Regions from separate parts of the Mus musculus genome. Here region 1 is linked to region 2. The links are chromatin loops, found by intact Hi-C in ENCODE. Cell type or tissue: left cerebral cortex. All regions are shown on one strand. Each heading gives the region's core, and the rest is flanking DNA. Links, peaks and the distances in the headings are about the cores only. Region 1 holds the start of Gm40528 (a long non-coding RNA gene). Region 2 holds the start of Rps27l (ribosomal protein S27-like).

The links. Peaks named below come from ENCODE experiments on the same cell type or tissue, not always from the same donor. Only the 100,000 strongest peaks of a DNase experiment are listed, where the experiment ranks them.
Region 1: a loop joins it to region 2, with 2.0 times the contacts of the local background. A loop is called at or near these places in 12 of 42 quality-filtered maps.

The regions. Positions count from the first base shown.
Region 1 is chr9:66,854,470-66,870,792 of GRCm38, forward strand. Rab8b (RAB8B, member RAS oncogene family) reads right to left here. Exons shown (of 8, transcript NM_173413.3): 2 at 8,954-9,014; 3 at 6,368-6,428; 4 at 199-276. It overlaps Gm40528 (a long non-coding RNA gene), which reads left to right and starts at 11,228. Exons shown (of 3, transcript XR_870875.2): 1 at 11,228-16,323. In left cerebral cortex, for the core only: a CTCF peak has its summit at 10,262 (motif pointing left); a DNase peak (open chromatin) is centred at 10,451; H3K27ac peaks cover 1,492 bases.
Region 2 is chr9:66,930,779-66,947,101 of GRCm38, forward strand. Rps27l (ribosomal protein S27-like) reads left to right here and starts at 15,308. Exons shown (of 4, transcript NM_026467.5): 1 at 15,308-15,402; 2 at 16,053-16,161. The coding sequence starts at 15,397. In left cerebral cortex, for the core only: a CTCF peak has its summit at 8,291 (motif pointing left); DNase peaks (open chromatin) are centred at 6,797 and 8,287.

The DNA.
Region 1 (16,323 bases), core at 9,246-11,745, 74 kb before region 2:
TGAGTTTAAGTATGAAAATGCTCCTCTGTTCACGGGCTATAGAAGGCAGTCCACCTGGCACCACTGGGGATCTAGGTGCCCCCCCCCCCCCCCGCCCAGTGGACAGGGTGGGCCTCTCACTTCCTGGAGAAAGCAACAGCCTGCCACATGTCCCCAGCAAGCTTCTGTCCAGAATTGCCCTGCTCCTTCCATACACACCTCTTCAATGTTTCTTATCCAATTTTTAATATTGTCAAAGGATTTTTCATTGGTGATGTCATAGACCAGCATAATTCCCTGTGGGAGGAATAAAAAAGCCTTATGTCATATTTCATATACTAACAGCTCCCAATGCAGGCCATGCCTACCTGCCTCTCTTTTATCATTTTGATCTTTAAAGAGAAATTCATAATAAGCTTGAAAAATACAGTGAGGCAAAAACAAATGACTTCCACTCTCATGTCACTCTACCTATGAACTGTTAACATCGTCACAGTTAACTTTAGTGAATTAGCGATTGTGGGAACGTGAGTACTCTTTCTACCTGACTCAGGTGATAATGATTGGCACCAACTGGAGTTTCAGCCCAGGCTGAGATAGACAGGGGAAGGAAGAGGGAGAGGGGCACTTCCAGGGCGCACTTGCTGCTGAGAGGAAGAGAGGCACTTTCAGGGCGCACTTGCTTGTTACAAATGAGAATGGTTGTTCTTACTCCTACAGAGGCTGAGACCATACAGTTTTTAGATTTTTTTCTTTTATTACAGGCTAATCACAATGTTACCATTTTTTTAACACTAATAAATCATGAAAATATAATGCCTTTAGTACATGGGTTAATTAAAGAATTGCTATCATGTTTTTAAAGATTACCCACCTCTATGTTAAGTATCCAAACAATACCCTGAGAGCTGATCATGGCCCTTACAGAAAAGAGACTGGAAGAGGTTACGGATGAAAACAGGAAGACGGCTGAAGACCAGGGCGCCAGCTCCCGGGAAGCAAATTGAAGAGAATCTAATAAGCTAGTGCACGAGAAGAGGTCAGGCTCTGAAAATACTGAGCCATGGGATCTCCAGGACATTCCTCAGGACTTTCAGTACTAAGTGCTACATCTACTAAGCATCAACCCATTCAGCAATGTGTAGTGGGCGGTGGTCCAGTGGCAAAGTGCTTGTCCAGCATAGTTAAGGATTCCGGGCTTGAGCTCCCAAATCATGAGAGAGAGGAGAGAGGAGAGAGAGGAGAGAGAGAGGAGAGGGAGGGAGAGAGAGAGAGTGAGCACAAAAAAAATTGAGGGAGGGGATAAATAGCTTTCTGTATTGAAGGTCCAGGGTACACTCGATTGACTCAAAGAAAGCTTAGCAAGATGCACAGATCTATTGGGAAGAGGGACAAGATGGGTTCAAACAGGCAAACAGGTGAGCACTCGCTAGACAGCAGCTGTTAGGGATTTCCTATAGTCACTACAAATTCTCCTAAGTAAAACAGAAGAGTGTAAGTCCCTCCCAATCTGCTGCTTTTCCTCAACTATCTTGTGGGGAAGGGCAATAAAACCCGGCAGCTGTGTCAACACCTGGCTCTTTCCCTCATAGCGAGTCCCGTCCCCGGGTCCTGGAGGTCCCATGACTCAGGATTCTCAGAGCCTGACCTCTTTCCTTGCACTGGCTTATTAGCTTCTCCTTGGTTAGCTTGCCCGGAGCTGCTGAGCCAGGCTTCCTGCTTCCTGCTTTTACTCTGAACCTCCTAACGCCTCTTTTCTGTAAGGTACAGTGGTCATTCAATATTCAAACATTTGCAGTACCCCCCACTGTTCTCAGAATTAAATTCCACAGCAAAGTCCTGCACAAGCTGGCTTCCAACTGTCCAAATATATACAAGTCACATAAAACACAGACAAAAAAGCCAGGAAATAAAAAAAACATTAAGTTATCTCTCAGCTGGGCTGTGGTGGCACACACTTTTAATCCCAGAACTTGGGAAGGCAGAGGCAGGCAGATCTCTGAGTTTGAGGCCAGAGATCTGGTCTACAGAGTGAGTTCCAATATAGCCAGAGCTACACAGAGAAACCCTCTCTCAACAAAACAAAAACAAACAACACCAAAACAAAAAAAATTATTTCTCATGGTAGTAGGATTTGGGATGATTGATTGGAATTCTTAAAGCATTTTTATACCACGTAACTACACTTTTTAACAGCCAGGAGAAAAATATTGTGGCCTGCCTGCCTTCCTTCCTTCCTCCTCCCCCCCCCCCCTTTATTGGGACAGAGTCACTATGAGCCTTGATTGACCATGGGCCTTGGCTGGCCTGAACTTCCTATATAAACTAGGCTGACTTCCAACTCATAGAGACCTGCCTGCCTATGCCTCATAAGTGCTGGGAGTAAAGGCATGCTATTGTTTAAATGACAAGCAAGATTCTCCTCTACCCCACCTCTCCTTGCCTCAAATGCACATTTCACTTCAGCTATACACTGTAAACAATTTTTTTTTTAATTTTAAATGAAAAACTTTTTAGGGGGCTCAGCGGTTAAGAGCACTAACTGTTCTTTCAAAGGTCCTGAGTTCAAATCCCAGCAACCACATGGTGGCTTACAACCATCTGTAATGGGATCTGACACCCTCTGCTGGTGCATTTGAAGACAGCTACAATGTACTTTGATATAATAATAAATAAATCTTAAAAGTGGAAAAGTGTACATTTTAAAATGAAAAAGTATTTAAGTTTTATGCTTTTTATAATTTACCACAATGAAAAAGCAAATAATAATTACCACTACAGAGTATTTAGCTATATATCTACAGTTAAAATTAACCAAGTAATCTCTATAGTGCTATTATCCTTTGGGCTAATTAATCAAGCTCTATGATTCATGTGCCCTGTCTGCCTCAAATGTCTCTTCCCTTGGTAACACAGTGTGGTGGGAGGGGCAGAGGCTCTCAAGCTAGAAGCTTCCAGCTCAGGTGCTACTACGCAATTAACGGGGGACCCTGGAAGGCAGTACTTTAGCTTTCTCAGTCTTTAACATGAGGCTGCTCTGGGGAGCTACTGAGATGTTATCTGTACGCTACCTAACCCAGATCCTAGTATGTAACTTGGACTCAACAAACAGCAGCTATTTATTACCAACTTGCCTCTTTGATTTCAACAGCAAAAGCCATTTCACTATTTCCTGTGTTTATAAAATTAATATGGGTCTTCTAGAAATAAAAATTAAGTATACCAGTTAAACTTTATGGATCTAGTATAGTCTACAGTGAGAACAGCTGCCTAAGAATTCAGAAAAGGTTGTTGGTCTATGAGAAATAACAATGATGTAATGGCATGGCCCTCTTTCCCTTGCAGCCTAATTGTCCAATCAAGGTTTACTGTAAAGGTAGTAGGAACATGGGAAAGCCTGTAAAGTTTCTGACATGTTTAAAATGAAACCAAGAAATCTACATAGTGGCAAGAATGTCACATGCCTAATTCAACCACCTAGATAGAGCTTGCCATGACCACCACCTGCTGGGAACAGCATTCTCCATGCAAACACAATAGCCCTACAGCTCACTGACACAGACAGCCTGAGAGACCCAAGGCTTCAGCAAGCATTTCCTGGAGACGCTTCCACCGATTCATACTGTCAGCACGTATTTACTGGGTATCTACTATGTCAGGAACTAACACTGTATACAGCAAAACACAAGAGAAAAGTGAAGCACGGGCCCTACCTTCAGAATGGAAAGCCGATACTGTCCTGTAGAGCAATGATCGTAACCATATGAATAGGAAGGAAGATGAGGCATAGGAACATGAGAAAGCCAGGTAATCCTGAGTCTAAATTAAGTAACACATCCCACTGGCCTATTTCTTCATACCATGAACTAGATAGAGCTAGACAGCCAAGGGAGACTCCTGCTCCCAAGGTAGTGTTCCTGCCTACTCTCAAGGGAAGGGAGCATGGGAACGGCATGACTGCCTAGCCCCACAATAGAAAACACTGACCAACAGAAACACTAGTGTGTCTAAAATACTTCTAATCAAAGTTACCTGTGGGCTATACCAAACTTTACCTGTTAAAATGTTCTTTTTCATTTTCCCCAAAAGAAACAAACATCAACAAATGTATTCCCTGGAACCCACAGGAAGTCCCTATCTTCTGATTCCGAATCTAAGCAAAATAAGAGAGCAGCAACCAATGTCTTTATGACAACGAAAACTCTTTACAATCTGAAGTTATCTATTCTGGCAAGTTTGTTTTATTTTTTTGGTCAACTTGACATATGCTAGAGCCATCTGAGAGGAGGGAATCTCGATTGAAGATCCTCTAAGAATCTCAGAAGATCAGCCTATAGGGAAGGCCTGCAGAGCATCTTCTTATTGAAGATTGATATGGGAGGGTTCTGCCCACTGGGAGGTGGGGAGGCAGTCCTGAGGTAGATAAGAAAGCAAACTGAGCGTGCCATGAGTAAAAAGCAAGGAAACAGAACTTCTCCATGGCCTTGAGTTCCAGCCCCAGCTTCCCTGCATAACAGGTCTACAAGTTATAAGGCAAAACAAATGCTTTCCTTCCCAAGTTACCCTAGGTCACCATCTTTCTTGCAGTAATAGAAACCTTAACTCAGATAGTATCACAAGGCCAAGTGTGGAGAACACACTAAGTGGCTAGTGGTATGCTAGTGTTAAAAGGGAGCTTCAATCTTGTGTGAAAGGGAGAAATTACTGATACTCAAATAATAGTGGACAAGGGTAAGTGGGGGACGAGGGGGGTGATAGAATGACAGTGGAAAGACCTGTAGACCTTGGTCACATCCTCCTGGATGCAAAGGATAACCTTGTACCCCTTCAACTCTGTTACCCTAGCACTCCTAGGACTATCAGAGTCACAACAGCTGTACCCTACAACCTGCCATGGGCCCCATGAGCTTAATGGTTTAGCTTTCATAGACTGTCAGACCATATCAGGCTTCATCATCAAAATTCAAGGCTCAAACTTGGGCTTGGCTTATGCCTACTTAATTTATTTGTTTTTTGGTGCTAGAGATTTAACATCAGGAATGTTAAAGACACATTCTACCACTAAGCTAGACTAGGACCTAAAAGCTAGCTCACACTGAAGTTCTGATGTGGGCCTCACAGCTCAGGCATGGCTCACATGCCTCTGATTCCCAGTTGCTTGTCCACCACTGAGCTCCCAGCAGCATGTTAAGTCCCGCCCAGAGCCAATAGGCACTCTAAGTGCATTTGAGAAGCACGTAAGGACAGAAAACAGTCATGTAACAGAGCTATGACAAAAAGGACATGGCCAGGGGTAGCCAAGAGGGCTCTGGCAGCCAAGGTCCTCTAGAGTTATTACTCAGCCACTCCTCGCCAGTCAAGGGGACTCCAGAGAGACAAGCCGCATGCAAGGCCAGGTAGTGGGGCTAGAGAGGATGCAGGCTGACATGGCTACAGTGCCGAGGGACACAAGGGAACAGGAAAGGGACACTCAGTTTCAGGGTCTTGGGTCTTCTAAGACTGCTCTCAAGTGCTCATAAAAGGAAAAGAGACCACAAAAATGTAGAAATAGCTCAGCTGAAAGTAGAGGAGTTCTAGAATAGCTAAGAGCTAATGGCTTAATTACTTATTATAAAGACTAATAGCAAAATATAACTTCTAAAAACCAAATACAGTTTTTGTTTTTTTTTTTAATTCTTTAAAATCTCTTGTTAGGGCTACACAGAGAAACCCTGTCTCGAAAACAAAACAAAACAAAACAAAACAAAAAACCAAAAACCAAAAAACAAACCCTCTTGTTTTTACATTTAAAAAATGTATTTTCCTTCAGTTTACGATGCAGGGAGGGGAGTTTATAACAATCAGATGAAGTCCTGGCTGAATAGGTATTATTGATAAGGACACCAATGCCTTGGGCTCACGGGAATTAGCAAAGTCTACCCTGGATCAGGCTCAGGAAATGGGCAAGCCTCCCCCAGGTTGGGCGCAGGCACCTGGCAAAGCCTTTCTCTGGTCTGTGTGTGAATGTTGACTGAGTGTCTAGGAAGCATGAATGGAGACGGCAGCTTCCTCATCCAGATGTTTACTGCCTGAACTGCTCTTGTAATGCTCCCACCAAGACAAGCTAGCCCCAGTCTTCCGTCCATAATCAGTGCTCTGAATGTCCTGTGTAAGTGCTGCTCTATCAAAGTAAGCAAGAGTCACCGCTCCCAGCTTTTCTGTTGGTGTGTCTGTATGTCTGTCCTTCCTTCATTCCCTCATTTGCACCATCAGGTTTCCAGGACCAAGACGGCCATGCTGAATGCAGTGGTCCTAGGCTCAAGCTTCATATCCATAGACAGGCAATGAATAGCCCTGTTTCCCTGTTTTATTTTCACCTGAAAGGTTAGAACCTTTGAAACACACTCACCATGGCTCCTCTATAGTATGCTGTCGTAATTGTTCGGAATCTTTCCTGGCCCGCCGTGTCCCTAAAACGTGAAACAAAGAAAGGAAAGAATGGTTTTAAGTTACCAGCCACACGGGTAAGGACCCGAGTCACAGCAGATAAAATTCTGATCTGCCCACAGTTTACTGAGGCAGGGGAAAGGAGAACGCACACAAAGATGGCACATCGTGCCTTGAGAGCTGGAGGCAGCAGTGGCCACAGGAGCCTGTCAGAACTCACAAAGACTTGGATGAAAAACTCGGACTTGTTATAAAAGCAGCAATGAGATCCCACTAGGAACTGGGCTATGGGAGGAGGCAGAATGGCTCTAAATTCTTGGACTCCCAGAGGCAGCGATAACCTATCTATAAGTGCTACATTAGAGAGCCATTTTGCTTTCTTGACTGCATGGGTGATTTCAGTACAAAGCACACTGCTGAATGACTACATGTATTCTGCTCAGCAGAGCAGAACAAACTATGTCTCTTCTAGAGCACTTTCAGAGCACAGCCTGCAGTTAATTACAGAGGAACCTGGAGTCCAACATCATTCTCCAAGTTTCTAAAGAATAAACATAAACATCTTGGAATTACACAATCTTTCAGCTACCCTTCCTTTTTGAGCTGAGGGCATACCGTTAAAATATGCAGGATTCTAGGATGGGAGTGTGGCTCAATAGTAGGGCACTGGCCTAGCAAGGCCCTAGGTTCAGTCTCTGGCATTAATCCAGGGCTTTGTGAGGGGGAGCACATGTGTGCTTCACACTGACACACTCCAAGAAATACGGGCATTTCTAATTAAATTCATAGCTTCAATCACACAGAAGAATCTCCTTGATATTGGGAGAAAGTCATTTGTTTTAATTTTCCATTTATAGCCGGAACTAATTCACTTCCTGTGATACTAAAATAAACTAAATTATACAATTTAATTGCAAAGAACAGAGAGATTTGTGGAACTATATTAAAGATCTAATATACAGTAAACCCCACCAAAGGATAAAGGTTCAAGGAAATATAGCCAATTAAACAGCAATTATCTTCATATTTATATCTACTTTATAAAATACTTCCAAACATGATGCCTCCACAGCCCAGAGTGAAGTGGGTGATATTATCATCTTTACTCTGTAAAAGATGCAGCAGGCTCAGGAGAACTATGGCCTCATCTTTGCCACTAAACAGCTCTCAGCCTTGAGTGAGACTCAAACAGTGCAGGTCTCAGCTGTTGGGCACCAGGATGAGACTCACACCAAACCCAGATCTTGTTATTCTCTTCCCTATCAGCATTAGAAATGTGACGAACTTATTTTGTGCTCAGCAACAAGGAGGAACAGAGAAACCAAGCACCTTTGAATGGATTAATCATATTTCCTTGACTCAAATACATTACTGATTTAGAAACAGCATATACATGCACACACTTACACACACACACACATATACACACACACACAAATATAATTAAAAAAACCTTTAAGGTTGAATGTGTTTCTCTGAGTTCTGTGATGGAACAGGGGGTGTGAATGGCAGTAACAGGTGACAACTTACTGCTTGCAAGTAGCATCCATATCCGTAGTATATGGCAGTCTGTGGGATTGTGCCCTCGACTTTTGATAGCTGATGCTATCTCTAAGTGAACAGTGCCAGAATTGAGTTAAGTCATGGAACGCCTACATAGTATCGTTTGGAGAACTGCTTAGGGTGGGCATAGAGGGTATGCCAAATACCTTGGATACATTTGGTATCCAAAATGTTTAAATATTTTTTAAAACTCACAGTACTTATTTTTTCCTTATTTCTCCATTAAATAGGCCCTACTTGATAAATTATAAAATAACAGAGCTATCGAACCTTCAATCTCATCAATCCAGGCTCATTTATAAGTGAAAAAAAGGCAGAGCCTGAGAAGGTGCAATGGTTTGGAGAAGTTTCTCCTGCAGGTCTTAAAGGCCTGGTCTTCGGGGCAGTGGAATCTTTGGGGGCTGGGCTGAGTGGGAAGTCCTGAGGTCATTGGGAGCATGTTCTTCAAGTGGATTGTAGGGCCCTGGGCCCTTCCCCATGCTCTGCCAAGCACTCCCTGCCACTGCCACCCAGCCCCTCATCAGAGACCCAAACCAATGGTCTCACCTAATCTAGGTCCAACTGGGAGCCCAAGCAAAGCATCTCTCTTCATAAATGCAGTGTCTCACACGTTCTGTGACACTGTGTTAGGGATGGACATAAAAGCAAGTACTTTCCCCAAAGTCCTCAATTTACAAGGCTGTGGCTTGACTTTCAGACCCAGGCCTGACTTTCAGCCCAGGGTCTGTACCATTTTGCTGTGTCTGAGTCACAGCTGTGACTACAATGAAGGAGTGTATGCTTTTGAGAATCCGTTTTTTTGGTTTTTTTCTTGTCCAGAGCTTAGAACAGACGGGCTCTGGACTTCCTTCCCACTCTGGTTTTCCAAAGGAAAGGTCTGAATGCCTGGATGATGTTTCTAATGTCTTGAGTCACATTTTAACCTTAGACTTCCAATTCCAGGAGATATTCCACAGGCCTTCATTTTTTTTTTTTCTTAACTTACCATATCTGAAGTTTAATTTTCTTTCCGTCGAGTTCTATCGTTCTGATTTTAAAATCAATTCCTGCCAGAAAACAAAAAAGGATATGCTAAGTTCCTTAAATTCAATCCAAGTCTTATTAGGGAGGGAACAAAGATTTCTATTGAAAAAAAAAAAAAGCTCTCCAACGCACTGGAAAATGTGAGCGCACAGAGGGTGTGAATGGCATGTTTCCTCTGAATTCAGGCTGGAGAAAGGAATGCTAGTCACTCTGCAAAGCATTCCCACACATGTGAAGTGCAGGATTACAGGCCTCATTATTTGGGCACAAATGGACCACATCCTTCAGAGTTACATAATTCAGAAGGACTGAGAACATAACATATTTTCTCCTTCCTGAAATACATACACACAATATTTTCAGTCCTAGTGCCCCAACCTTCCCTACAGAAGACTGTAGAGACTCTTTAAAACAATTTTCTTCCCCTCCCTTCATTTATTTTGTTAGAACCTGCCCACTTAGGAAAAAGAAAATGAGACTCTGCCCATTTGATGTCCAGGGAGGGAAAGCTGATTCTATTTTATACAGTTAGCAGGGACTCCATATACATCTCAATTAATGTTCCCTGAGAGTTACTGCCTAGAACTGAAATGGCTAAAATGCTTTTTAGCCCTGGCCACATTTTGGAATTCCAGAGAGAACAACAACAACAACTCTCTTGACTAGGCCTTCCTCCTCCCTAATCCTGAGACTGACTTAGCTGGTTAGTCTGGTTAGCTGGTGATTTTCAAAGCTCCCTGAGTAATTTGAAACTGAATCCAAAGCCCAGCAAGCCCAAAGGGTGACAAGAAAGGGAAAGCATTTAGGACTTTGGCACTTCAAAAGTTGGACATCTCTTCACCTATGCATCCGCAAGCCGTGACAATCAAAACTTACTTAGGACTCTACCACACAGCAGTGCACAGTCCTTGTCTCAGTAGCATGCTTTATCATTAATTGGGAAGCAGGCTTTATTTTCATTTTTACTTTTGAGACAAGGTGTCATTAGCTAAAGCTGGTTTCAGGTCACTGTGGAGCTGAAGATGACCCTGAATTGACTTTTCTGCCTCTCCCTTCCCAGTGCTGAAACTGCACACATGCACCACCACTCCACCACCCCTGTTTATGCAGTGCCAGGGAAGCAAGGACTTTCTACAGGCAAGCACTCTACCAACTGAGCTATAGCCCCAGCCCCAGGAACGAGGAAGGGCTTCTGTAGGGATCAGAGATAAATACAACTGGGCAGCAATGCACTAAATCGCCCTCCTCTGGCCACTCAGCTGTATTTAGTTTTTTTTCCCACTCTTTTACCTTTTACACTAAACTCAGTTTCCAATACTTTTCAAGAACATTTATAAACTGTGTCCTATAAATGGTCTTGAACAGTAACTGCAGCATTTGGAGTGTGGAGGGGTATCATGCAGCCATGTATAATATTTCTTCACAGGGAGGTGGAAAGCACCCAAAAGGACCGTTTCCCAGCTCCTGCTTTCAGTAATGCATATGCATAAACCAACTGGATTTCACCCTCTTCCCTCTGTGGTACTTTTCCATGCGGGAGCCTTCTTAGCTTTCTGCATTTGGAAACACACAAAAATCCCACCCAAGCCGATCTAACAAACTAGCCTCTTAATCATTCTCCTCTCTCACTAATGGCCCTGGACTGTGAGCAATACAATCTGATACCAGTGTTCCCAGGTTACACGCCTCCTGTTTCCTCCTCTCTGGTAGTTGGCTTTGCAGGAGCAGTTGGAACTGTAAGCAAAACTTAGTAGTGTGACTAGTGCTGCAAGCATCCCATAGCACCTGTGTCTGCCCTCACTTGTTTCAGGTGTAGACACCAGTCTTTATTGTCATTTGACTTTTTAAAATACCCCCAAATCCAGTATAACAATGACCCATAGAGATCCTCTTTTGCCAGGCAATGTGACTCAAATTGGTTAAAAAAAAAAAAAGTACTTGGCAGCCTGAGTTCAATCCGGGATCCCACAGTGGAAGAGAGAATTCCTTAAAGCTGCCCTTTGACGTCCATACATGGACATGGTGTGTGTGTGTGTGTGTGTGTGTGTGTGTGTGTGTGTGTGTGCGCACGCCACATAAAGCTCAAGTGTACAATAAATTAAAACAAAACAAAAAATCCTTCTTCCAGTCTTTAGCTCTTTCTAGCTCCCACATAAAGAACAATGCCTAACACTCAGTAGGCATTCAGTAAGTGTTTCCTAAAACTAACATTCAAAAATGTTATGGCACTTGGGAGGCTGAGGCAGGTGAACCTCTGAGTTCAAGGCCAGCCTGGTCTACATGATGAGTTCCTGGAGAGCCAGGGCTATATGTAGAGAGACCCTGTCTCAGAAACAAACAAACAAACAAACAAACAAAAACAACAAGAAAAGAAAACAAGAAAACAAGAAAAGAAAGGAAAGAACCCAAGTCCCCTGGAAGAGTGTGTGCTCTTAACTAGTGAGCCACATCACAGAAATAAAACCCACTAATAGGAGTGGCGAGGAGGACTGGAGGGTGAGAAGTGAGACTTCAGATTTGCAAGTTCTGCTGAGTACCTCACAAATCAGGAAGACATCACCCAGCACTGAGGTGCGTGCGTGCTTCAAAATGGAGAGACAGTGGATCTGTGAAATGTGCTTGACCTCCTTAACCCCAACCAAATGTGGCTTGAGAAAGCCTCCATTCTCAGATGCTCCAGAGACAGGAAAATCCAACTTCACTCAGCACTAGGCTACCTCAGTGATTTGCCTTATAAGGAAAAAATGGTCTCAGTCAATCCCATCAGCCAAGCTTTAGTCAAACCAGGTTCAAAATAAGGCAAATGCCAAGTTGTAGTTAAGAGGGCTTCTTTCTCCCTATCTCATTTGCCCTGACCTGTAACTGCTATCCAGCCGTGTGGTAGCCCTGGAGCATCACTGAACCTATCCTATTCTGGGGTCCACCTGACTCATGAATCATTCTGGGCTCATAAACACTATTAAATTTAATTTGTTTAAAGCTTGTTTTTCTTTCTTTCCTTACATATGCGTGGGAACAAGCTATCTCCATAGCAGAAGTGGAGGTCAGAGAACAACTTCTTTGTGAATGGTGGTATTTGGCATTGCTTTAGCTGCAGAGTATAGTTGGTTAGCTAACGTGGAAACACAATCAGGATCTTTCACTAGAAACGAAGGGTATTAATATTACTGACAAGTGCACACACATGTATGCACACCCAAACACAGACAAGCATGCGTGTTCTCATAATAGTTACAGTGATATAAAATCTCTCCCCCTAAAAATGAAGATATTTATAATTAGCTTGACAATAATACCAATAGAAATGCAGAAAACCAACATTCACTTTAATATTTCCTTTTCTGAGACAAGAGAGTAATTACGATAGAATTATATTGGTTAGGATACTCTGAACTACAAGTAACAGACTTCAACTCCAATTAGCTTAATGTAGCTGCTAACTCAGAGAGTAAGCCCAGCAGAGACATGTTCAGAGACCCTCAGTCCAGGGGTCCCAGCTCTTTCCTCTGTACCTCCCTCATCTCTGCCTTTCTAAAGGTTCCAGTTTATCCTCTGACTAATGTCAGCTCCTGACAACAAAAGCAAGATGAGAAGAGAACAGTCCAGCTACCTATTCCCTTTTATGATGCCCTTGTCTTCATGACTCTTCCTTTCTTTTTTCCTTCCTTCATCTCTCCCCTCTGGAGGCATAATGTAAAGATTATCCTTGTATGATTCAAATGCTGTGTTCGGTGCCCCCAAATGTGACTGCAATCCTTACTCTGAGAATCTCCCGTCTTGATGTTGTGTTTTTTGTTCCCCAATTATTCTCTGATTGGTCAATAAAGCTAGCTGATCACCCAATAACTGAGCAGGGGAGAGACTAGAACAGGACTTCTTCCCAGTTAAAGAGGGCAGGATAGAGAGGAAATAGGAATTCAGCTACAAGGAGAGGGTCTAGGAAACACCATGAGAAAACAGCAGAGATAGGCAGAAAATGCAAGTATCTCAGGAACTTTGGCTGGGAGGTAGCCACAGTAGCTTAGAGGATTAAAATAAAGTAATATAAAGTAGTACTGCTCAGTTACTGTGCCTTAAAGCTGTAAATAAATATAATAGAACAGTCTCAAGTATTTGGAAACTAGCTAGGTAAGAGAAAAACTGTAACATTAATAAAAATGCCAGTAATAGCTCTTTATTTTATGTGTATTCATGTATAGAGTGGGTGCACATCAGTGTGTGTGTGTGTGTGTGTGTGTGTGTGTGTGTGTGAAAAGATCAGAGTTCAGCCTAAAATGCAGATCCTCTGGCATGAGTCACCTCTTTAAAAATCCCTGTATTTATTTATTGAAGGTAGGGCATGCCACAGTGGGAATCAGAGGACAACTTGTGGGAATCTGGTCACCCCTTCCGCTGCCTGAGTCTCAGAGACTGAACTCAGGTTGACAGGTTTTGCAGTAAACACTTTTATCCATCGAAGCATCTCACCAGCCTCTCTCTTACTGGCCTGGAGAGGAAAGCGAGGCTGGCTGGCCAGGGAGCCCCAGAATCCCACCTTCCAAGCATGTGGAGCTCAACATTCAGCTTTTTTTTTTTTTTTTAAACATAGGATTAAACTCAAGTCCCTGTACTTGGAACTTTACTAATAAGTTCTCTCTCCAGCCCCCTGTCTTATTTCTCAAGGACTTGTCATTGGAACATCATGCTCTGGTGGGCTAAGTCCTACTTCCTGCAGTAACCACTGCCTTGGGACTTACCAAGATTGAACTAATTCACCCCAAGATTCAGGTTAAGGCCCATCCTTGCAATAATGAAGCTGAGTTACTTCCCCGGTACACAGGGCTACTATAAATAGCTCAAGAGTGGAAAGCCTGCTTGGCATAAATCATATCTTTTATAATATTCAAATTTGTATCATTAATACAATTTCATATTTGCATCTGTGTGACGTGGGTAAGCCATGACCAGAGTCATGCTGCCGACACGCATATCAGTCCACTCCACTGACTGGTGCCAGCTGTACTTCTCTGACGTTCACTTCAACCACTGCTTAATCAAGAAACAGAAAATACATAGGCAAGATATGGGCAATCCAAGACTCTGATGCCACCTCTGCTAAACTGTGATGGTGACAGCCAGGACAGTCCTCCAGCCCTCCTGGCCTGTTCTAATTCCCCAAAGGAGCTGTGGAGAGGAGGGGGAGGAGCTGCCACAAATGCCAGCATCAACAACCACAGTACAGGTTTCTGTGAGGTGTGTGGGCAAAACACCTTTACACACAGATAAAATAAATAAACATTTTGAAAAAGAGTAAGATTGAAGAGGGCTATTACATCTCTAAAAAGCATAGCTTTCTGAAGGAGCTTAGCTATGTTTAAGGTCAAAAGAGTCATCCGATTTCAATAGACTTTTAAAGAGCATCAGCTTTTGGCAATGAATAATATAATAATTCATGTTCAAAATGATAGCTTTGTGTTGCCCTGACTTGAGAACACTTCATGAGTTACTTCATAGCAACGTGGAGGCTCATCCAGCTGGCAATCCAAACCATCATCTACCTTGGGAGACCAGACTCCCCGGTCGAGGCTGCACTGCTCAAATATACCCACTACAATTTTTCTTTTTCATAGTCTTAAACTGACTTGGCTTCCCCATTAGTATTTATCTATTCCAACAACATAAGAAACAAACTGTAAAAAAAAAAAAAAAAAAAACACTCCCAAGGGACTCAAAGCCATTTTCATTTTGACATTTTTTTTCTGAATGATTCTCATAGAAATGGCAGCTCACAATTGATTCGTGCTATTCACTATAAAAGGCAGGAGAGGAAATAGAACCACAGAATCACAGGCCTGGCAAGAATCCTGGAGAGCACAGGTTTGTTCTCATGGCTAAGAAAATGGGCCCAGATAAATGTGGGAATTTCATCAGTCATAAAGACTCATGCATGATGGATTAAAGATTAAATTGTTTACATTTTAAGATCACAACTGCAGCCCAACATGATGCTGCACATCTTCAATCCTAGCACTCAGGAGGCAGAGGCAGGCAGATCTGTTAGTTAGAGGCCAGCCTGGTCTAAACAGTGAGTTCCTGGACAGTCTGAGCTTATACAGGGGAACCCTGTCTCAAACAAACAAACAAACAAACAAACAAGCAAACAAAGGACTGCCCCAAGAGACATGAACAAGAAGCCCAGGCCTGTGATGCCTATTCACTAAAGGGCAACATCTGAGATGCCTACCACCAGGAGAGAACACCAAGAATACACTCTTGTTATTCAAAGAGTGACTGCACTGAGGCACTTAGCTATGCCACACCTGTCAACACACCTGTCAACACACCTGTCAACACACCTGTCAACAGGGCTGAATTTAACATAACATTAACTGGAAAAAAAATAAGTTCAGAAATACAGTCAAATTATTACTGGAATTCTCTAAAACCACTACAAAAAAGTCTGTTTCATTAGCACGTAGTACATCCATGTGTGAAGTAGTATCATTTATACTTACGCCAGAGGATAATTAAACTGTAAAATATCTCCATAAATATGATGGCTCAGCAGTTAAGAGCAATGGTTGCTTTTCTAGAGGACCTGGGGGTTCAATTCCCAGCACCCACATGTCAGCTCACAACTGTCTGTAACTCTAGACTCAGGGGATCCAATGCCCTCTTCTGGCTACCATGAGCACTGATACAGAAGACGCACAGATACAGGTACAGGTAAAATAGCATACACATAAAATAATAAAATATAATAAAGCATAAAAACATGCATGAGAATGGTTGGTAACAAATTAAGGATAACTATTACTTCTGGAAAGAAATGAAGGGAGTAAGGATTCACAAGGGGTTGATTCTATTTTTAACTCACTAATTTTTAAAAAAGATTTATCTTTCAATTGTGTGTGTGTGTACACCTATATGCACATCAGTGCAAGTGCTTATGGAGGCCAGAGCTGTGGTATTCCCCTGGGGATGGACTTAAGACAGTTGTGAACTACCTGAGATAGGTGCTAAGAACTGAACTCAGATCCTCTCAACGATCAGTATGTGCTCCTACCTGCTGAGCCATCTCTCCAGCCCTTTAATTTATTATTTTTAAAATCAAGTAATAGGTACATGGATATAGGAGTATTTTGTATTAGCAATACTTTCATGTACATGTACGATTTCTTTATTTTTATTTATGTGTCTATCTGTGCTGCCTGTGAAGGTATGTGTACATGTGTGTGGTATGCACAGGTGTGTGGGTATTTATAGAGGCTAAAAGAGGGTGTCAGATCCCCTGGAGCTGCAATTACAGGCAGTTGTTATCTGCTCTATGAGGATACTGGGAACTGAACTAGG
Region 2 (16,323 bases), core at 6,747-9,246:
ACTGCTCTGTCAGACCTGACTCTCAGAGCCTTTACTACACTGAGGTTCCTGGAGACTGTCCACAGCAGGGTGTGGCGCACTGCACCTTTTAGATCACTTGGGATCTATGTTCTACAGAACATAGGTTGGGAAACTGGTTTCATCTAAACCCTTCATTTAAGATACCAAGATACCAGACTGTGAAGTCCCAATGTCAAAGATAAAAATCACGTTGTTTACAGGAAGCTATCCAGAAAGTGGGCAGAAGCCCTGACTGAAGACGCAAAACACCGGCCCCCAACTCCTGGGTTCTGCTTAGTCCCTGGGCCACACCTCCTGCTGTCATCTCTACCACCAGCATATCCACACAGGGGTCAGCCCTCAGCTAAGGGCCTGAGGTCCCCAGCTACTAAACTAATGAAAACCAACATATAAAGAAGCATGTTTACCAAATATTTCAACAGTGAAAGAAGAAAAAAAAAAAAAACCCAAACTCCTCAACTCTCTTTTAGAGGCTGACATTGTCTATCTTCCTGAACCACTCTCCACCTCACATGCCAAAGCAGGGTCTCCCACTTGACCCCAGAGCTCACCTACGGGCTTCGCTAGCTATCAGCTTTCCCTGAAGATGGAGTTTCCACTTCTGGTCACTGTGTTATAGGCAAGCCACCACACCCACTTGACATTTACATGGGTGCTGGGGAGCTACGATCCCTCCTCAGGATTAGTGGGAGCCATCTCCAAACACCTAACCTTGACTCTTCAATGAGCATTTTGTATGCGGTTTTGGAAACAAGACTAATGTCATGTAATTAAGGTATTTCTGCTTTTTTCTCCTTTCCTGCTATTCTGTCTTTTGGATGAGTTATAAGTTATGTCAGAGGGTCCCATCATGCCCAGGATAATTTCCTATACTGGCATCTTAAATCCTGTAAAATGATCATCCTGATGAAACATTATTAGAGATGAATTATTTAAATTTCTTGAGTGGGTGAATTAGATTCACATTGTATCTTAAATGATTAAGATAGTGTCTAGCATATATTAAGCACACAAAGATAAAAATGTTTGTATTAATTAGAAATTATAATCTTTTGATTTGGTTTTATTAACAGATTTAAATTATGGTACTAATACACAGCAATACTAATAGTATTGCTTATCCATAAACAGTCTCCTTGATGTATTTTTGGTGGAAGACCATGAATTCTAATTAATGCCTAAAAACTCGGACTTTTATTTTTTTTTTTTTTAAAGATTTATTTATTTATTTATTATTATATGTAAGTACACTGTAGCTGTCTTCAGACACACCAGAAGAGGGAGTCAGATCTCGTTACGGATGGTTGTGAGCCACCATGTGGTTGCCGGGATTTGAACTCAGGACCTTCAGAAGAGCAGTCGGGTGCTCTTACCTGTTGAGCCATCTCACCAGCCCAAACTCGGACTTTTAGACCCTTCATTTCAGACACTTGCCCTATAATGTAGAGTTCTATATGTACTAGTACATAGGTTCATTTCTATATTTGACATTGAAACACACAGATTCAGAAAAACAGTGAGTCTGTAGATAGGTCCTATCTTCCAGCCACTACTGTTGTATTCTTTGTATTTTCTTTTCTGACATTTAAAAATTGTATTTTTCTGTTTGTTGTATATGGATGTGGGTGCACCTGTGTGTGCGTGTGCACATGGAGCTCAGAAGACAAGCTCCAGGGTCAGTCCATGGGTGCCCTCCACATTCTGTTTGAGACAGGGTTTCTCACTGGCCTGGAACTTTGCCAAGTAAGCCAGGCTGGCTGGACAGTGAGTGCCAGAGATCTGCCTGCCTCCGTCTCCCGCCACTCCATCTCTAGGATCATAAGTGTGCACTACAGTACCCAGCTTCCTATGTGGGCTCTACAGATCAAACTTGATCCTCACACCTGTGAGGCAAGTGCTTTGTCCACTGAGCCATCACTTCAGCCTGTGGTTCTCTGTGTTCGCCCATTTATTAACCCTTGTCTTAAAAGTCTTGGTTACGAGAGCTTAGTCATTCATTTTATTTATTTATTTATTCATTCATTCATTCATTCATTCATTCATTTAGGAGATAGGGCCTCACTTAATCCAGGCTGACCTCAAACTCCCCGTGTAGCCAAGGATAGCCTTGAGCTCCTGGCTGTCCTGTCTCCACCTCCCAAGTGCTAGGATTACAACATGATCCCAGTTCATGTAGTGCTGGGGATTGAACTAATATATGGCTTTGTACATATCAGTCAAGCACTCGATCAACTGAGCTATGTTCCCAGCGGAGTCTGAGTTTTAGTGTATAGCCATCTGTCTTAGTTGGAGTGTTACTGCTGTGAACAGACGACACCATGACCAAGGCAACTCTTATAAGGATAACTTTTAGTTGGGGCTGGCTTACAGGTTCAGAGATTCGGTCTATTATCATCAAGACAGGAACATGGCAGCATCCAGACAGGTATGGTGCAGGAGCAGCTAAGAGTTCTACATTTTCATATGAAGGCTGCAAGCAGAATACTGGCTTCCAGGCAGCTAGGAAGAGGGTCTTAAAGCCCATGCCCACAGTGGCACACCTACCCCAAGGCCACACCTCCAAACAGTGACACTCACTGGTCCAAACATATTCAAACCACTACACCATCTCTTGGGATCTGTGGGGAAATCAGTTCCTGGAACCCTTTCAGATTCCAAAAACTATGGATACTCAAGTCTCTCATATAAAATAGCACAGAATTTTCCTATCACTGTCTCTTGTGAACATTCAGTCATCTCTAGATTACTTATGCGTGTCCTCCTAGTCTATTGTTAAGGAGCAATGGCACGAAAGAAGTCTCTGCACGTTCAGTATAGGCACTGCTTTTTCCAAGTGTCTCTAAATGTGCCAGTTGTATCTGCAGATGTAAAACCCACAGACACAGCGAGACAACTAAGAGGGTCTGGTAATGATATTAAAGTGTTGGTAGGTGGCAGATCACTTTGTCATGGGGTCCTAACACCCTGTTTCTGTCCCAGCAGGAGAAACTCAGAGGATTATGTATTTATAATTCACTGAGAACCACTAAAAATATGACATGCCTGTTTTCAGGCAGTTCAAGGTCCACACTGATGCTCTGGGCTGCCCTGCTGCTGCTACCCCAAGCTCCTCTCCCCAGCCGAGTTCTTTAAGCTGCTTGGACTTAAGCATCGAACATTCTACAGGCCTCTTCTCGGCAAATCAGGATGAATGAGAGGAGGAATGGGGCCAGGTTTCCTGGACTAAACCCCACTTCACTTCAGCAAATCCCTGGGCCTTTCTATCTGCTTTGTCAGCTGTGAAATGAGCAGACTGATTCAGCCCTGCTTCAGAGGGCGACGAGTGGCAGGTTTAATTAATGATGATTGGGATGGGCTTTGTGATGTAAAGTTGTTCATAAACGAAAAGGAGCAGTAGTGTTATTTCACTCCAAGTCGGCTACATTTGGAGTGCATCCCGCTTATGGCTGCCACAGCTAAGCCTTCAAATCCTGTTCGCAGGGGTGCATTTCCCCGGACAGAAAGCAGGCTTGGTAATAGAGAGGCACAAACACGAAACCAGTGCACGTCTCACGTGTCTGGTTGGCAGGCAGCACCAAGATCCACTGGGTCCAGCTAGTGGCAGGTGATAGCTGTTTTTCACAACCCAAAAGAACAGTGTGCATCCATTTAGACTCCAGGCTATTCTGGAAAGCTCCCGGAGATCGAAAGCATCAGACTGGTAGACAAAGTGATCTCCATTGATCTCCCTGGCAAGTAGTCTTCTGGCTTGTTCCGGTTGGCAGCTCACGTTGATAGTATTTTTGTCTGGGTCAATTGTGTACTGAACACAGGCAACAAGGATCAGGGCCCTCGGGGGACTACTCCTGTGTCTTATGGGGATCGCATTCAGTGGAACTCATAGGGACAGAGCTATCTGGTTTACCAGAAGTCATGCTGGTCCATTTGAGTCACCCTGGGAACTGCTCATTCCTTTGACCATAATGAGAATGTTACCTCTCCCCCACAATTCATCTAACAATATCTGCAGCAGTACGTTGTAACTTCCACACATTTATTGGATTTTGGGGTTAGGATAATAAATATCTTCAGAGAGTCACATGCTGTGTGTCGGGCCCCAGTTGGCGATGCAACCGAGAGGTGACTGGAACACAAGAGCACACGCTTCATCAATGGGTCCATCCCATCCATTGATGAGTTCCTAGATGAATAGGCTGGTAGCTGGTGGGGCCATGTTGGAGTAAGTAGGTCACTGAGAAATGTCCCATATGGGTCCAGCATGTGAATGTTTGGTTCCTAGTTGATGGCAAGGCTGGAGGAGCTACATCACTGGAAGGGAGCTTTGAGAGTTTAAACCCTGACTGTGCTTCCTGTTTACTCCCTGCTTTGTATTTGATGAAGATGGGAGCACTCAGCTTCCTGATCTCACTGCTCTGCCTGATAGTCATGATGAAAACTTACTCCACTGGAACCATAAGCCAGAAGAAATTCTTTCTCCCTTAAGTTTGATTTTGGGTTATGGTGTTTTATCACAGCAAGAGAAAAGCAAATGGTACACTACGCATGCTCTCAAAAGTTGTATCTGGTCCCCAGGCCCCTTTTGACCTTCTCTGCTTCTTGGCTGCCATGAGGTGAGCCTCCTTCTCTGTCATACTCTGCCACCACCATGGTGGTCTGTCTCAACACCAGCATAAAAGCAATGGAGTCAACTGGCCATGAACTGATACCGCTAAAGCCAGGAGTTGAAATAAGCCTTTCCTCTTCTGAGGACCTTTCTTCTGGATATTTTGCCAGTGGTAAAAATCTGTCTTAGGCTTCATAAGACCTTGTCTCAAAATAAAGTGTCTAATGAGACAGTCCATGTGAAGAACTTAGCATAGTATCTAACACAAAACAATTGCATAGGAAATCTTTCTGCCTGTTTCTCTCCCTCTGCCTCCTCTTCCTCCTCACCCCTCCTCCTCTTGTCATCATTAATTACAGATTATAGGGAAAGGAGTCTCAGTTGCTTTTCAAACCTAGAAACAGGTTTTAAAAACCTGGCCCATAGCTCCTTTAATGCTGTCTTATACCTGGGGCAGGAATCCACTGGGATCAGGACCTCTAGGTTTTCTGCCTCTCACCCCTAATTTCAGATTTTATTATTTGGTTCCTTGAAGTACGATTGAACCAATTCTCACATATTCATGATAGCCCTGTGTTAAAAGGCTTTTTGCAAATGAATCGCTTGGGTTTTGTGCATATTCATTTTGTAGGTTGTAGAACCTGCTCCTGGGAACACTTAGATCTTGTCAACTGAGTTCTTAGCATGCCTGCCATTGTCATTTCAACACTTTCTTCCTTCCATGCTTCACCTCCAGATTTGATTATTCCACATGAGCACAGCCTGTTTTTTTTTTTTTTTTTTGTAGAGATTTTTAAACATAATATTTGTATCGATTATTTGGGAATATCACATAATGTTCCCTGATCACTTTTGCTTCCCAGTTTTCCAGGTCTTCCCTCTACCCCAGTGACCTTCTGCCCATCCCCTCAAACCTAAAGATTAAAAAAAAGAAAAAAGTCCATTTTGTGTTGTCCATATAGTCACTGGAGCATGTTCAAACTCCCTGTGGCCAGCCCCTTCAAGAAAAACGAATCCTTCCCCCTACTGAGCCCCCCACCATTAGCCATCAACTGTGAGGGACTGTACACCATCATCCTTATCACAATTTTTATGACTTCTCTTTAGTGGCTTCCTGTATAGGTTGTTCCTTTTATTAAGGGACAGGAGTTGTCCCAGAAGCCTTCTGTGTCTCCCTTTTTTCAACTGTGCGTCTGCAGTCGTCGATACCACTGCAGTAGAAGTTTCCTTGTCCTTCACAGTCAGCTGGAGCACAGACCACACACATCCACCTGGCCTCCAGTGTCAGCACACGCCACAGACCTCAGCATGGTCTCTGGTGGCAGTGCATGCCATGGATACCCATACAGTCCCCAGGAGCAGCCCAGTCCATGGACATCTGCATGGCTTTCAGTGATAACACGGGCCACAGACATCAACACCCCTCCCCAATCCCCGCTGCAGACCCAGACATGGGTCCCAGCAGCTGCATGGACCACAGACATCATTATGGCCTCAAGTTGTTGACATCTTTCCCCCTGAGATTATGGAGAAAATGTTTTCTATAAGAAACTATGACCAATGGGTATGGTGGCACAAGCCTTTAACCCCAGTACTTGGAGACAGAGCTGATGGATCTCTATGAGTCTGATCTCATCTACATAGCAAGCTTCAAGCCAGCCAAAGCTTCACAGTGAGAGAATGTCTTATAACAAACAAACAAACAAACTATATTCAATTAACATCCCATGTTTCAGGGAGAAGACAGAACAGCAATGGACAGTCTAGAGAGGATTTCAGTGCCACGGGAAGTCGTGACAATGCTTAGGAAGGAGTAGTACCCTGTGGGGTTCCATTGACCTATGCCTCCTTTCCCCAGGCCCCTCTACAGGAGCTACTATCACCTCAAGTATCTCTGCTGCCCTGGCCACAGATGGTTGGGGCAGACACTGTAGAGCCACACTGAGACAATGATTCTCTCTCTGCCACATTTGGAATTGGGACAGAGAACTCTGGTCAGCCACAGTTGGCCTCAGAAGTAGGACAGCATATAAAAGGGAGGTGAGGCCTTATTCAGTGCGTGCACAGGGAAGCGAGAGCAAGTGGGCTGTGGAAAGAAGAAACCAAAGTATCTGGGAGAAGAGATGAGAAACTAGGTTGCCCTGGGAGGGTAAGGGAGGCAGCCAGAGGATAGCCGTCTTCATTCCCAGTGGCCGGCCTCTCAGGATTCTGTTCCCACTCCCATGGGGCTTGGCCCTGGCACATGGCCAGTGCTCAGCTCACTTTCGGCTCAGGGCAAGTGTGAGAAGTCTCGTTTACTTGAAACTCAACAAGCCAGAGCTAAGCCCATAGGCGGGCAAGGAGAGGGGCTAAGCCAGGGATCTGCTGCATCACGCTGGCCTGGCTTGATGCCCACCCTGGGGTTTTTGTCACGATGCCTGACAGTGGCAGGCACACAGGTAATTCCTGATGGTAAGATTAGAGGTAAAAAATTATGGAACGATGCTCTCTCTTCATCTAGTCATTTCCTGGTATATTTTCTTGTGAAGTAGGGAAGTGGGTGGGATTATGATGCTACACTCAGGGTTTTGTCTAGCCTGGGATTTTTCTATAGGGCAATCTGTACCTCCACTGTACCTCCAGATGACACTGATCATGTATCTTTCAGAAACAAACAAACAAACAAACAAACAAACAAACAGACAGACACCAGCCATCAGGAACATCCAAATCCTATCCAGCTTCTCCAACAATTGATCAGGCCGAGTTCAGGGACTCTGACTCTGACATGCAGGTATGGCCCTGCCCCAGATTCAAAGGTAAGTCCTGTGTCTAGCTAAATGCTCTGAGGTACCCTATTACAGTAGTTCAGGGACACAAGCTACTGTGAATTGACTTCTTGTCTTCTGCTTTGATGACAAGAGCGAGTCCCAGTTCCCGGTCACAGAGCTTGCTTCTTGATGGTTAGGCTTTCATCCCTAACCAGGCTTCTTCTATCCTTCAAAACCAGTCCTCTGAGGCTGGAGGGATGGCCTTATCAGTTAAGGAGCGCTTGCTGCTCTTGTAGAGAACCAGATTTGGTTCCCAGCACCCATGTCTGGTAGCTCACAACCATCTGTAACTCCTGCTCCAGGGAACCTCTCTGGCCTTCAATAGTTCGATATCAGCACGATGGGATTATTTACACAACAGAAATGAGAAAAAACTATGGACCAGCACACATAGACCTTGCATGCCACAAACTCATTTGCCAAATGCCATTGCTTGAGATTATACATTATACAAAGCCTGCTCAGCTGCCCTCATTCATAACAACAGGCCTCTACTGGGTACTTGAACAAGACATCATCATAATTTGACATGTTTAGGACCCATGCTTCATGTAGAGACATTTTTGTGTAAGAGGAATTTAAGTAATTTTAATTCAGTTAACTAGTTTCAGATGAATGCAATATTTAGGAGAAGATACTAAGGGTAAATAAACTCATGATCAATTGTCTAATACACTGTATACCTTCTTCAGGAAAACCGATGGTACCCATTGACTGTGTCTGAAGGAAATTACATAGCTATGTGTGGAGTCATTAGCACAAACCAGGCAGATGGGGAAGTCTCCTGAAACAAAGATGACCTACCTCTCTCTTGGCCAGCACATGTAGGACAAGTAGCTCCTTGCGCCACCTACTGGAACTTGAAAGGACAGTCTCTTTTCTTTTGATGAAATGCGTTCTTTATACAGATGGGAAATATTCACGTTACTTAAGGTGGAGCTAATGTAAAGACATTGGATCAACAACATAAGATGTAGAGGCCTAAGTCACTTCTTCCTTCTTCAGTACTGGGACTGAGCCCCAGCTTCATGCACACTAGACAAGCACTGTGTCACAAGGTATAGCTCTAGCCCTGAAAAAGAACAAGAAATTAGTTATGAGATAGGGTCTCTGATCACTCGGGCTGGCCTTGAATTCACTCGGTATCCCATGCAACTTTGAGCTTACAATTCTTATGCCTTGGTCTCTCAAGTGGCTGAGATATAAGCCTGTACCACCAGGAGGTCCAGCTCAAGCTGAGATCTTAATTTTAAATTTATTTTTATTTGTTGTTGTTGTTGTATGTATGTATGTATGTATGTATGTATGTATGTATTTGTGTGTGTGAATGTGTGCACATGCACATGCACATGCTTGTGGAGGTCAGAGGACAACTTTGTGGAGTTGCTCCTCTCCTTCTACCTTCCAGTCCATAAACTCGGGTTGTCAGGTTTCCATCACAAGTACTTTTACGCACTGAACCATCTTACCAGTTCCCCAACTAGTTTTTCAACTATTGACAAGCATTTGGGGTGGTAGCACATGCCTTTATTCCCAGGACTCAGGAGGCAAAAGCAGATGGATCTCTGTGAGTTCCATGCCACCCTGGTCTACAGAGTGAGTTTTAGGACTGCCAGGGCTATGTAGAGACTCTCTCTCTTTCTCTCTCTCTCTCTCTCAAAAGTCAACTAGCACAATGAATTGTAGTTAGCATTTATTAAACGCTTACACTATGCACTGTTTCATCTGATGAGACACTTTATGAAATTATTTTTATTTTAGGGGACTGAGGTGACAGTGGGCAAAATTCGTGTCACTTAAGCATGAGAACCTATGATCCCCAGCACCCACATAAAAAGCCAGGCATGGTGTGTAGGCTTGTAAGCCCAGAACTGGGGAGACAGGAGGATCCCCAGAGCTCTGCAGCCAGGCATCCCAACTGACCCAGTAAAAAGACACTGTCTCAACAAACTAGATGGACAGCTGCTGAGGAACTTACACAGTTTGACCTCTGGCTTGTACACACATGCACATGTATGTGCATATACATTTTACACACATGTACACACATGTGCATATACATTGTACACACAGGCACACATATGTGCACATACTTATGTGCACCCACACATATATGCATACCTGTACACACACACACACACACACACACACACACTTCATTTTATAGTCAAGAAAACAGCTTTCAGTTAAGTCTCCATGCTCCCAAGAGAGGGGTTTACATTATCTGCCCTCTGTATGTTACAGACATTCCATTAATAGTGGAGTTTTTCGTTGTAAATAATGAAAGCACCATTCATTCTACTTAACACTTTGAGCCCTTTAGCTACAGCCTTTTGATCAGCTTTTAGCTAAGGGAAAATCGGAAAGAATTCCATTTATTTCGCTTATGCACACTTCCCAAGAGAAGAAGCCACATTCATTGTGTTGTCATCAATCCCCAAACAAGTACAGCTTATTCTCCCGGTTCTAGAAGTGAATTAACTGAAGACTACCCAGAATTCAGAGGTCTTTGGGTTTTTTTTTTTCTTCATCCAAAAAATTAAGGGAGGAATAATAAATGGCATTCACCAGGAAAGATCCAGAAAAGTTGAAACTAGAAGGATTCTAGCTGAACCACACAGCTAGTCCACAAAGAGCAGCCATCGAGTCAGCTGTGTCAAGTGGCAGGCTTTCGCAGCTCATTTCTAGCATCTGAGGAACGAACAAACCCTGACCTTTGAGTGGCATGTGGAATTTTAAGCGAAAGAATACAGACAAAGTATGCATGGGACAGCAGTGGTTATTAAAAAGTGATTAATGTAGGCAATAAGAGTCCACAAAAGGGAGAGGTTCCAGCCATTCGTTTATGCTGACCTCAGAGCATCTTTCCTATGGGCTGCAGGATCACCAGAAGCTTGGAGAGAGTGCCTTCCTATGACTCAAAGTAAGTAGCTCTGTTTCTTCCCTGGTGGCTTGGGCAGACAGAAGGTTTGCAGGCAGAGATGGCAGGGGAGATGAGGAGAAGGCCAGAGACTTGACCCTGGAAGGCTGGCAGGCTAGATTCTAGGAGATCTCATCTGGCTACTAAAGTTCCATTTGTTTGTTTATTAAGACTGGGTCTCACTTTGTAGCCCAGGCTGGCCTGGAACCCTTTCAGTAATTCTGCCACTGATTCCCAAATGCTGGAATTACAGCCACACCCATCACATCTGGCTGAGTTTATTTATATATAACATTTAAAAGAGGGGTACTGAACTTCTGGCTCTTATAAATAAGGCTGCTATGAACATAGTGGAGCATGTGTCCTTGCTATATGTTGGAAAATCTTTTGAGCCTGTGGAGGCCTGATGCCCCAGCATAGGGGAATGCTAGGGTGGTGAGGTGAGAATGTGGGGGGGGAGGGGGAACTCCCTCATAGAAGCAGGGAGGAGGGGGGATGGGATAGGGAGTTTTCTGAGGGGAAACTGGGAAGGGGGATAACATTTAAAATGTAAATAAATGAAATAACCAATAATAATAATATATAAAGACAATATAAGAAGAACTATAGAAGTACTTGAAAAAAAGAAAAAAGACCACTCACTGTTCTTGAGGTTGGAAAGTCCAACATCAAGTGCCACTTGTTTTGGATGAGGATCTGTTTGTGTCCTGAAAACTCACAGCAGTGCTTCTCACCCCTAGCTGCACATAGAAATCACCTGGAGAGGTGTTTAAAGACAGTCACGGGATCTCTCATTTAATTGTCCGGTGCCGCTGCTTTGATGCTTCTAATGTCCTATTAATGTCCAGCATCCTATGGTACAGGAGGGCAGGACTCGCTGGCATGAGAAGCAGATGCCCCTTGCAGGGGAAGGTGGATGATCTCTTGCTCCCATCAAGAGAAATATTCTTGTCCCTGGAGTAGCAAAAATCTGACATTCCCACTTTTAAGGTAAAAAAGACTCCAGAAAGAGGCAGTGTGTGGCTGGCAGTGTGGCTCAGGGAGCATGTGTTCAGCATGTGCCTGGCCCTAAGTCACACCCTCTGCGCCATACGTAGAACAAAGAATTCTGTAAGTCTAGTTAAGGCTTCTTATTTGGGGATGTTTACACACATCTCTGGAATGTGATGAGATTCAGATTCTGGCTCTGAAGATCCTCGAAACTGCCCTAAGAGTCTCTGTTTCTAAATGGTTAGTAAGTTGATGGGATGCTGCTGGTCTGCAGAGTGCAAAGGCCTGAATGGCTAAGCCCTAACAATGGTTAGCATCCTCCTGTACATTTCAAGCATAGAACAGGGAGAGCCTCAGGCCTGTCACACTCTGGGGTTCCAGGGGCAGGGTTGACATTGTTAACTGACTAGATTAAGACTGGGCAAGGACTGAAGAAATGCACTGTGGGGGTGGGTGGGGAGTGCGCTGGGGGACTGCCCACAGAGGACTGCCATGTGTGATGTTGACTGGGTAGGGTTGCAGGTTCCACCCTTAATTGCACCTTCCAGCAGGCTCCAGCCTGGATAAAAAGAGAAGCGAGATGGAGGCTGTGGCCATATGCCACTTTCCTTCTGAGTGGGTATGGCCATGCTGCCGTCATTGTCTGACAGACTCTAGAATCCTTGGCCTTTTAAGTTAGACTTAGTACATTGGACTCTCCAGGGAACTTCCAGACTTTCCAGATTGTGACTGTTAAGGCAGTGAGCTTCCTGAACCGGGAAGCCACTGGGTTCTCAGTTTCTCTAGCATGACGACAGTCATTGATGGACTATCCAGCCACTCCCTGCTCTCTGTCCCTCTCCCTTCCCCCACCCCCATTTTCCTCCTCTTCCCTTCCTTTTCTCCTCTTCTTCTCCTTCTTTCCCCACCTCTCTCTCAGCTCTATCCTTTTAGAGAACCCTAATGTTTAATAATTTTTTGAGAGGCTTTTCAAGATAGGGTTTCTTTGTGTAGTTCTGGCTATCCTGGAACTTGCTCTGTAGACCAGGCTACAAGATCCGCCTGCCTCTGTCTTCTGAATGCTGGGATTAAAGAAAGGTACCACCACCGTTGAAATTCAGATCCAAGAAAAACAGCTGAGGTGCATTTAACATACCAAAATGGACCTGGCCTTCAGGTTCTCCCAGCATCCCTCAGTCTCTCTCTCTCCCCCCACCCCCTCCCTCTCTCTCATACACACACATACACACACCTTCCCTGGCCTAATTCTTTAGGACCAGTAAGCTGCTTCCCAATAAACCTACCTTTATATATTCTAATCTGACTTGAATTGACTCATTTCAATGGAGAAATAACTTATCCACCACCATCTGGCAGAAAATCCTAATTCTTCTTCTTGCCTCACAATCTGAAATTAAACACATGTTCTAAACACTATTTATCATGTGTGCCAACACTGCATGCATGTTTATTAAAGTCAGAGGACAGCTCTAGGGAATCCAACACATGAGTTCCCTGAATCAAACTCAGGTTACCAGCTTGGTGGCAAGCACCTTGCCCTCTGAGCCATCTCACAGGTCCCACGGTTTAAATCCTGATATAGCCAAGGCCTTATCTATAAAAAGGTTCTTTATATGTTGTTTAGTTGTGAAAAGTAGCAGTAAGGGAAGAAAACAGTGAAAGTTAAGACCAGTTCCCAGGTCTTCCTTCATTCAGCTATTATTTCTGTAAGACATTACCATAAATATAGTGGTTTAAAACAATACAAATGCATAATGGTAAAGTTCTGTGTTTTGAAAGTTTGACCCAGATCTCACTGGGTTGAAACTGAGCAGCGTGGAGGAGAGCAGATTCTTTTTTTTTTTTTTTAAAGATTTATTTTTTTATATGTAAGTACACTGTAGCTGTCTTCAGACACTCCAGAAGAGGGAGTCAGATCTTGTTACGGATGGTTGTGAGCCACCATGTGGTTGCTGGGATTTGAACTCCGGACCTTCGGAAGAGCAGCCTGGAAGAGCAGTCAGGTGCTCTTACCCACTGAGCCATCTCACCAGCCCAAGAGCAGATTCTTTATGGAGATTCACTCCCTTGGTTTGCTGCTTGTACCAACCTCCCACATTCCTTGACTCGATGTCTCCTTCCTCCATCTTCAACGTCAGTAGCAATGTCTGCTGTGGTGTTAGCACACACCTGCATCCCAGCATGCTGGACACTAAGGCAGTAGAATCAGGAGTTTGAGGCTATCTGAGGCTATATAGCAAGACCCTATCTCCAAAAATCAAAACCAAAACAAACACCGCCAACCCCCACCGCCATCCCCACCCCCACCCTATTATGGTGAAGAAACTTCATGGCCAAGGCAACTTCTAGATGGAAAGGTTTATTTAGGTTTATGGTTCCAGAACAGTAAGAATCCATCACCATCATAACACGGATGTGTGGCACCAGGTAGGCATGGCAACGGGAGCAGCAAGCTGAGAGTCACATTTTAAAGGACAAGCGTGAGGCAGAGAGCAAACTGGGAATGTAACTCTTTTAACACCTCAGAGCTGGCTTCTAGGGACATATTTTCTGCAATGAGGCCACACCTCCTAAGCCTCCTAAGCCTAAACCGCACCAACTGGGTCTCAAGTGTTCAAATGGCAGAGACTAGGGCAGGCATCTCATGCAGACTGCAGCCTTAACTGTACTCGTCAAGTAACCACAGACCATGGACATTGAGACATTGGAACTTCTAGGACCATTATTTTCCCCGTACACACATAATAATTTACATAGTTATCTATATCACCATATTTAGTATTGACTTACAGTTTATTCATTTTTGGTGTTCCAGAGATGGCCCCATATGGCTGAAGATGATCTTGAATTTCCAACCCTCCTGCCTAAACCCCAAGTGCTGGATTATAATAAGTGTGCCCCATACCCCTAGATGTATCCAGTGCTGGAAATCAAACTCGGGGTTTCTTACTTACTGGGTGAGCACTCCTCCATGAGGGAATGCGGTGTTTTAATTTTCTTCTGCTTTATGCAAATTGAGTATTATACATCTTTTTTTTTTCCCCAAATTGGTAGGACAGTCTTAGGGTCAAGCTTATAAATGGTGTATGTGTGTGTGTTTAAGCCAGGGGGTCAATATCAGGTTTCTTTCTTAGGTGCCACCTACCACGTTTTCTGAGACAGAGGCATATCAAACACAGCAGCAAATGGGATTTGTTTAAAAAACTATTTCAGAGCAAAGCAAACCGGAGGTGAAGCCTATCCGGTGCAGAACTTCAAGTCTCACTCCTTAGAAGGCACAGACACAAGACTAGAAGTTTGTTTCACAACCCGTCAGTGGGATCTTTCTAGTTAAAAATTATTTATTTAGTGGTGTTAGGGATTTAACCTAAGGCTTCATGAAGGCAAGGCAAGCATGCTATTAGCTGAGCTACACCTCCAACCCCAAAATCAGATTTTTAAATTTAATTATGAGTGTGTGTGTGCGCGCGCGCGCATAGGGAGTGCAGTGCCATAGAGATCAGAAAAGACCTGCAGATCTCCCTGGAGTTGAGTTTGAGGCAGTTTCGAACCGCCCAGCTCGGTTCTGAAAACCAAACCCAGATCGTCTGCGGGAGCAGTACACAGTCTTAACCAACACACACTCTTAAGCGCTGAGCCAGCCCCCTCCCAGGCTCGCCTATGGTGTTTGTAATACAGCGAAGAACAAAGATTATTGTTCCGTGTGTCCCCCTGTCCGCTGCCCCGCACAATGAACAGGGGAGACCAGGCTAGTTGCAGCCTCGGGTCTGGTTTCCCTCTAATGCCTAATGCCCGGGCCTCCGAAGCCCGGCCTGGGTGCAGGGCGGAGTCGGAGTTTAACGCAGAAGCCATTTAAATGTCCCTCATTGGACTTGGCCCGGCGGTCAGGGCGGGAGCCGTACCACTGAGACGGGAGCCTAGAGCGGTCGCCCCCGCCTCCACTCCTCTCCACTCCTCCCCGCCGCCTCTATCCCGGAAGTTGCTGAGGGGCGCTCGAAAGCGAGCAGTTCGTCTCGGCGACCTGGAGCGGCCGCGCTTGCGGAGCCGTCACCATGCCCGTAAGTTTTTGACTTTGGGCTCGGGCTTGCTTTCCTTCAGGCTTTCTGTTAGTCTGGCGCCTCGGCAGGCGGCTAAGCCCGCGGCGTCTCTTGCTCCTGCGGGCCGAGGCATGGCGGGCTTGTTGAGACTTGTCCGGGCGACACGGCGCGGCATGGCGTGGCGGGCCCTGTCCGGGCTCGCGTGAGTGGCCAGCCCGTGGGGTGCAGCTCCCAGCTCACCATGGGCTTCAGGGTCACTAACGGGCCTCGCAGCTTCCGACACGTTCACTCCACCCCGGGCGAGCATGCCGCAGCCCTGTGCTGGCCATTGGATGTGGAGCCCCGGGGCTGAGGTCATCCCGGCCTTGTTCTGATCTGCTGCGCTGCGGCTTCGGGGAGGCCCGAGCCAGACGCTGGTTTTTACTTAGCTTTGATGGCTACCCAGCCAAACGACAAAGGGGTTCTCTCTCCCATATGCTGCCCGAGCGCTGTAAAGTGCCAGGAAAGGACTGGCAACGTGTGGGTGAAAGTGGTCCTATCTTGAAAAGTTAGGGTCTTAAGTACCCCCTCTGCGGAGTGTGCCTGTTGCTCCTGCTTTGCGTTCCTCGTGTGATTCGGGCTGCCACCCGTGTACTGTGACTCCAGTAGTAACAATATGTTTCCTTCCACAGCTGGCTAGAGATCTGTTACACCCTTCCTTGGAGGAGGAGAAGAAAAAACATAAGAAGAAACGGCTGGTTCAGAGCCCAAATTCTTACTTCATGGATGTGAAATGTCCAGGTATAAAATTTCAAATTTCCCTGTCCTAAAGGACGTTTCAGGAAAGATTCACACTTTAATAAGTCAGGATCCACTGTTGACTAGAAATGACATTACAGAATTGTCATAAGGGTCATTTTAAAGAAACATACTCAAACCTTTGTAGAAACATATGGGAGCCAG